Regions from separate parts of the Homo sapiens genome. Here region 1 is linked to region 2. The links are chromatin contacts, found by Hi-C in ENCODE. All regions are on one chromosome and are shown on one strand. Each heading gives the region's core, a stretch centred on a gene start or an enhancer-like site at or near the end of the contact. The rest is flanking DNA. Distances are from core to core; before and after follow the strand shown. Region 1 has its middle 47 kb from the start of PARVA. Region 2 overlaps PARVA (parvin alpha).

Region 1 (3,485 bases), core at 777-3,276, 82 kb before region 2:
AGTGAAGGGTTTTCAGGTAAGGAGTGGCTTAAAGAAACCTACATTTTCGGAAATCTTCCAGTAGGGGTGTGGCTCATGAATTGGGGGGCCCTAAGAGTTTGTTGGGGGTATTGTCTCTTTAGTTTTATAATGTGATGTCTTCAGCCTTCAGCATTTGAGATATAAAAGGTGAAAAACTGAGCACTGAAATAATGTGCAATAATATAAACAACAGGTTACTTGTTACTTAACAAGTGAAACATTAGGATTTCAATTCTTTAAGAGTCCAGTTACATGAGAGCGATGAAACTAGCAGGTGCAGACCCAGATTTCCTGAGGCCTGGAGTTCATGCAAAGTCATGCATGTAAAATTGTGAGGGCTGCTTCCAGAACCTTGCAAGGACCCATCCAAGTAAGGGGTCCTGAGGTTTCAGTTTCATTAACTGCATGGTTAATTTAGCAACTAGATTTCAGGGAAATGCTAGAGTCAGACTTTACCTCTTCTGTGCTTCAGTTTTCTTGTTGGTAAATTGGGAGTGCTAATAATACTTGTTACTTGTATTTGTGGTGAGGATTAGCTAAAATAATTTATGTAATATCCATAGCCAGTGCCTGGCATGGAGCAGATGATTAATCAATACCTGTTTGTTTTTTTTACTACAATGCACTGGATTTCCTTGCAAAGATGACCCAAATTTGCTCATTAGAAATAGGCTTATTACAAATATAAAGAGTTTCTTGCTGCCTGGACTGAGAGTCACTGTCCATCTCTACAGCTGCTGTGGGACTTTTGGTAGAATGAACTGCCCTTGTTTGGTGCTTGGTCATATTCCCAGTCCAGAAGGCTCTGGTCCTTGTCTTTGACAATCTGCTGATCTCAGTGAGAGCATTAGAAAAGAAGAGGAAAAACCAGAAAAGCCAGGGCGTGCTTCAGTTTGCCGCCAGCAACACAGGCCAAGAGGTGGCATGGTGGGAAGTGGGGAGCTGTGGGCGCCAATAAGCCAATAAGCCCTGTGTTCAAATTCTATTCCACTCCGCTTAGGCTGAATAGTCCTGGGAAAATCACTTAACCTCTCTGGTCCTAGATTTTTTATCTGAAAAGTGAAGATAATAATCCCCATATTATCAGGTCATTTTGAGAATTAGAAGTGTTGATAGGCAAAGTCTCTACCGGAGTATTGCCTAGGTTGTAGGCATTTAGTAAACACTACTCATATCATTTTACAAAATATTACTAAGTATCCACACACATCTTCTTTTAAAGAATTTGTCTAATTTTTACTGCTTGAAATTTAAATGATAGAAACCAAAATTGTAAAGCATCTTCTGAAAATCTTCCTCATCCCCAAATATGAAAAAAAAAAAAAAAAAAAAAGAAAAGAGAGAGCTAGTTTGAGTTATAGCAAAAGAAATCTGGCCAGCTTGTGATGTTTCGGAGGTGTGCCAAGCCAGACAGAAGATGGATTCCATTCATTCCCTTTATATCCTTGGTAATTTAATTCCCCTGTTAAGTTTATGGGCCTTTTTCCCATGATTGTCCTTGTGTGGGTGACAGATGCAGATCAACAAGGGGCTGGAGACTAAAAGAGTCAAGACGGGAGAGTGGCCTCAAAAGCAACCAAATGGAAGTTTTGCAGACCAGCCACCAAAATTAATATACTCTAACTTGTAATAACATTTGTGCAATAATAATATTCCTTGGTGGTTTAATATTCTATTCAGTCCCTTTAAGAGATTGCCCTGTTGCTTAATGAATGACCAACGCTTATTAGGTTAAGTTGTATTTGAGCTGGCCTGTGCTGCTCCGGTTCAAGTGATTTAATGGGAATTATTTAATAGGTATTATTAGGATAATTAGAAAATGATCACAGTTAGGCAATAATATTGAGCTATAAAGGTTGTGAATAACCAAATTTAGAGACAGACCTGAAAACATGAGTAGTCTGCGACAGTTATGCAAGGCTCCTCTGATAATTATGTAGGCAGCCTGAAAGGGGCTTTTGTTCTGGGAGTTATTCATTAGGCGGGCATTGAATTAGAGGAACATGCGGGGGTGCGGGATGGAGGGCAATGATGGCTGATGAGCAAAATGAGGCTTTGATGAGCTCCTCATTGTCGTGACAACAATTCCTGCTTTCTTTTTTTACAGCAGTCAGAAATAAGCTCTCCCGCCCCCGGGAAGGGTTTTTCCCCATTTTGTCAAGGAAAGGGAAACAAAGGAAAACAAAAATCTAATAATCCACCCCAGATGACAAATCATTATGTTTTGCAGGACGTGGAGAGAGAGAGAGAGAGACAGAGAGAGAGAGAGAGGGAGAGACAGACAGAGAGAGAGAGAGACAGAGAGAGGGGTAGAGAGAGAGAGAGAGAGAGACAGAGAGAGAGAGAGAGAGTGTGTGTGTGTGTGTGTGTGTGTGTGTGTGTCTGTATGTGTGTGTCTGTGTGTGTGATGTCTTTGACAGAGGTAAGAGAGTCCCCTCTTGGTCCTAGCTGCCCAGGTGAAGGACCAGGATATGCAGTAACCTGATTCCTGGGGGCCCTACCACCTTCTGGAAAGAGGCCAAGCCCAGCTCTGCAGCCACTTAGACTCTTATTGGTTGAGGCACTGTTACCTACTGGCTTGTTGCTTGTCAATATGATGATCAGTGTTACATACTAGGGGCATGGAATACCCCAGTCTAGCAAGAGACCACCATTCAAATTTAAATGGTCTGGATAACACAATCTGGGCTTTCTTTCAATACCTGGAATCTGATGAAAACTGAGTAACTTCGAAAGAGAAAGGATTTCTCCCCAGGGGAGGTCGATGAGAATAATTATTCCCTTATAGCTTTACCAGCTTTGGGGAAGATTTACCAGCTAGTTGTCTGCATGGAGCTTCTTGCCTTTTTTGGAGCCAGATGGTTTCTTCTTCCCGGAGATTGAGGGGTTTACCAAGAAAAATTAGGATGCACAAAGTGCCAGCAGGTGGCAGCAGGAGCACACATTATGTGAGAAATGCTAGCGAAAGCCTCTCCAGGACCGGGGAGGTAGCTGAGCTTACACTCCATGGTTTTCACTGCTGCTGAGGACCCGAGGAATAAAAATTCCTGGATAATGTACAGTGAGGTGTCCTGGACAGAGCACAGGCATTAGAATCAGACACTCCTGAGTTTGAATCCCAATGTAGTCCTTATACAATTATTTACTTTTCTGCGAAATTTTCTCATCTGTAAAATTGAATGAATAATACCAACCTCACAGAGGTGGTATGAAGAAAAGATGAAGTGAAATAATGTTAGTAAAGCACCCACAAAAGGGCCTGAAATAAAATAGGTATCCAAAAATATTCCTTCTCTTTTCTTTTATGTCCCTATTATTATAAAACACAGCTGGATGGTCAATGACTTCTCAAATTGTATTTATTTGTTTGTTCATCCATTCACATTCATTTGTAACTATACTCCCTACAAGAGATTTAAGCCGGTTTCTCTAAATATTTGTAATACATGAATTTTGCATGCCTG
Region 2 (3,447 bases), core at 655-3,154:
CTAGATCCGAAGGATTGCTATACGAGGGCTTTTGCTTTATCCTTTTAGGGAAGTTCATTCTCTCTCGTTGCTTCTCCTCCTCCTTTTGGAGACATCACTAGAAAATCTCAGCAGCAGGAGCCCAGTGCCTACGCCAGCCCATCTTTCACACTGTAGCTGCCAGAATGTTCATTCCCAAACCAAACTCTGACCTAGTTCCTCCTCCAGTGGAAAACTACTGAGGATCCCTTCTTCTCCCCACCCCATCTATAGCTATGGCTTTCAGTGTTAAAAAGAAAGAAATAAATGAAAGTTATGTGGACCCTTCTTTTTCAATAAAGTATCGCATGGAATGTTCATCATTAAGCATCTGGACTCTGGCATCAGACAGACCTGGGTCCAAATGCAGGCTCTGCCACTTACCTGTATAACCTCAGGCAAGCTGTCTAACCTCGCCGTACCTCACTTTTCTCAGCTGTAAAATGGGGGTGTGATACTGACGATCCCTAGTTCATGAGGCTGTTGTGGAGATCAAGTATGGTACTTAGCAGAGTACCTGGCCTGGTATAGCTACCAAATAAATGTTAGCTAATGTTACTAGAGCACAAGTTAATTTTCTAAGTTCTAACTTATAACAGTTATAAAGCTTATCAGTGACAATAATTTGGCTGTTTGGATGAACAAAGGATTTTTAAAAACAGATTTCACTTTTTATTAGGTTGCTGCAAAGGTAATTGCGATCTTTGCCATCTTAATGGTAAAAACCACAATTACCTTTGCACCAACCTAATAGAACAGTTTTAGATTTACAAGAAATTGTGGGATAGTGCAGAGAGTTCCCATAGGCCCTGTACCCAGTTCCCCTATTGCCAACATTGTACATTGGTATGGTACATTTATTATAATTAATGAACCAATGTTAATACATAATCATCAACTAAAGTTCATACTTTATTCAAAACTCCTTAGTTTTTCCCTAATAGATTTCTTTTTCTGTTCCAGGGTTCCACCAGGGAAGGTACCATAGTACATTAGGTTGTCACGCCTCCCTAGGTTCCTCTTGGCTATAATAGCTTTTTTACTTTCCTTGTTTTTGATGGCCTCGGCACTTTTTAGGAGTACTGGTCAGGTGTTTTGTAGGATGCCCCTCTACTAGAATTTATCTGATATTCTTCTCATGGTTAGACGGAATTGAACACAGAAATGTAAAGTTAGCAGATTATGGATGACCACTCCAGTTTTCCCTTGGTCTCAGCATCCATGAAATTAGAATCAGATGTTTATGGGGAGTCTAAAAACATGGTTTGAAAAATCACTGGAGAAGATCAAGTCTACACTCCCTGGTGTGACCTACGAGGTCTTCTCACTCCAAGCCCTGCCCACATCACCAGCCTGCTTTATCACTCCTTCCTGCTGCAGGCACCCCCAGCTTCTCAGCATTCCCCTAATAGGTCCGGGCATTGAGGCATATCGACTCATCCCCCAGGAATGCCTTCCCTCCTTTCTCTGCCTGCCTAGTTTCTTTCTAATCTCTATGCAAAGACTCTAAGATCCAGTTTAACTTATCCTTCCTCCCTGATGCAATTCCCACTTTCCTTACAGAGACTGACACTGTCCCTAGGGTTCCCTGGGCACATCTCTCTATTGTCTTTCTCAGCTCTCATGTCTGCCTCTTCCTGTACACTGGAAGCTTCTTAAGAGCAGGAGCTGAGTCATAATCCTCTATTCCTCATGTCCAGCGTGAGCCTGGCACACAGTAGGTGCTTAAGAGATGCTTAATGAATGACTCTTGATGTTAGAGAAAGGTGCCATTTCTATACCATCTTTAACACAGAGCATGTTGCCTTCATCCTAAGAAAATGGGGTGCCCCAGTGGATGATGGATACCAGAGATTAACCCTTGGGTGGGTCTTTTAAGGCCGTTTTCTCCCTGCCCCAGAGGGTGTGGGAATGAGGTGTGAGTATGGAAAGGACCACCAGGGGGCTCCGGGATGCAGTTCACCAGCCCAGGCCGAGAGGAAGGCTCAGTGGTGGCTTCAGCAGCAAGCCTGGGTCTGGCAGAATCCTCAAAGAAAGTGTGTCAAAAGAGAGGTCTGTTTTGCTACTGATGTGCCAGGCTCTGTAGCAAGGACAGGATGTACCAGCCTGTTCTTTAAACATGTGTGGGCCCCTCACTGTCCTTTGCCCCAGAGGTCCCAGCCTACAGAGAAAGGGACAAAAGATCCTGAGAGCCAAGAAAATAATATTTGCAGGAAAAATGGTCTTGTTATATGCGCAAGCAGACCTTTACTTCATTCAGACTTCCTAATTTCCCTTTCCACGCCAGTGTTAATAGTTCTCCTTGGATCGCAAACTCTTAATAGATATTCCTAAGGCCAAAAGTATCACTGAGAAGTTGGAGCCAAAATCTCAGGGCTTTTCTTTTGAATTCTATAAGAAGAGGGGAAAACAGCTGAGTTAATCTGAAATAATGAAGCTGGAATTAGAAATTGCTCTGGTCAGTAACATCCACTGTTTTGTTTTTTTGTTGTGTTATTAAGAGTAATAATAACAATAGCTCTTGTGCATTGGGTGCCAACTCTGTGCCAGGCATTGGGATGCAGGCGTCTGCCTGTGCCAGGCATTTGTCTTTGGGCATACAAGGGGAATTAGGCCAGGATAATCTCTGCCCATTCTGCCACAAAGATATTATCTCCATTTCATAGATGAGGAAATTGAGGCCCGGGAACATTGCATGATTTGTTAAGGCTAGAAATCAGATTCTGTCCAGCTTCAAGATCTGAACCCTTTCCAATCACCCAAACATGCCTCAAAAGGATATAAAATAGTTGCCAATCTTAAAACATGACTGTGCTCCAGGGGAAGGGAAGGGATTATCACACGAGGCAGAAATGTATAGGCATTACAAGTACATCCATCATTAATAATAATGACAAAAGGATGAGAATATCTTACTGTTTTGGGCCATGGGCTTCCTAGCATTCATGTAGGCAAATGAAAATACAGAGGGATGTCTGCTAGAATGCGATATGGTTTGTATTCAAAAGATTCTTGTAGTTTACTTTAAAAGCAGTGTTATGATGGAACCTGTACACTCACACATTTTTAAGAAGCAGACTCCTCCTTCCAAGGGTTTTGACCCAGCTGCACATGATCTTACGTGCACCTCTCCTCTGCTTTAACCTCAGTAGTCAGGTGAGGTGCCCCGTAGGCTCCAGGGAGCTGGCACAGGCGGCTCCTTGTCCTGAAGGCTCTCTTGCCTCTATTTCCCAAGGTGGGGATTCTAAACAGCAGAGCCCAGAACCAAACTTGGAGAACACTCGAGCCCCCAGCTGAAAGACATTAATCACCCATGGACAGGTTTCTTGAACAGGAGAAAGTTTGTAACCAGAGAACAAAGCAGTTTCTGCACAAAACAGTAACTTAAGGAGGATATTCAAAAACCTCTTGGACTTTTGTCTCATGCCA

What was found. Hi-C counts contacts between places; a loop is a spot of excess contacts on that map. Pooled maps may share reads with other maps.
Region 1: a loop to region 2 is called in a map of Calu3, with 10 times the contacts of the local background. The contact joins two enhancer-like sites. A Hi-C loop is called at or near these places in 18 of 168 maps with a recorded cell type or tissue (CD4-positive, alpha-beta T cell, CD4-positive, alpha-beta memory T cell, CD8-positive, alpha-beta T cell and 10 more), 2 of 37 single-sample maps with no recorded cell type and 27 of 50 pooled maps.

The regions. Positions count from the first base shown.
Region 1 is chr11:12,328,530-12,332,014 of GRCh38, forward strand. It overlaps a transcript of MICAL2 not described here. Among named protein-coding and RNA genes, the nearest start is that of PARVA, 47 kb to the right of the region's middle. RefSeq lists an enhancer at 1,941-2,442. Within about 2 kb of position 2,027, at least 3 of the 41 ENCODE cell types and tissues checked have a DNase peak (open chromatin) inside an H3K27ac peak, as active enhancers do.
Region 2 is chr11:12,410,512-12,413,958 of GRCh38, forward strand. All of the region lies in intron 1 of PARVA (parvin alpha), which reads left to right. Among named protein-coding and RNA genes, the nearest start is that of PARVA, 35 kb to the left of the region's middle. Within about 2 kb of position 1,905, at least 24 of the 41 ENCODE cell types and tissues checked have a DNase peak (open chromatin) inside an H3K27ac peak, as active enhancers do.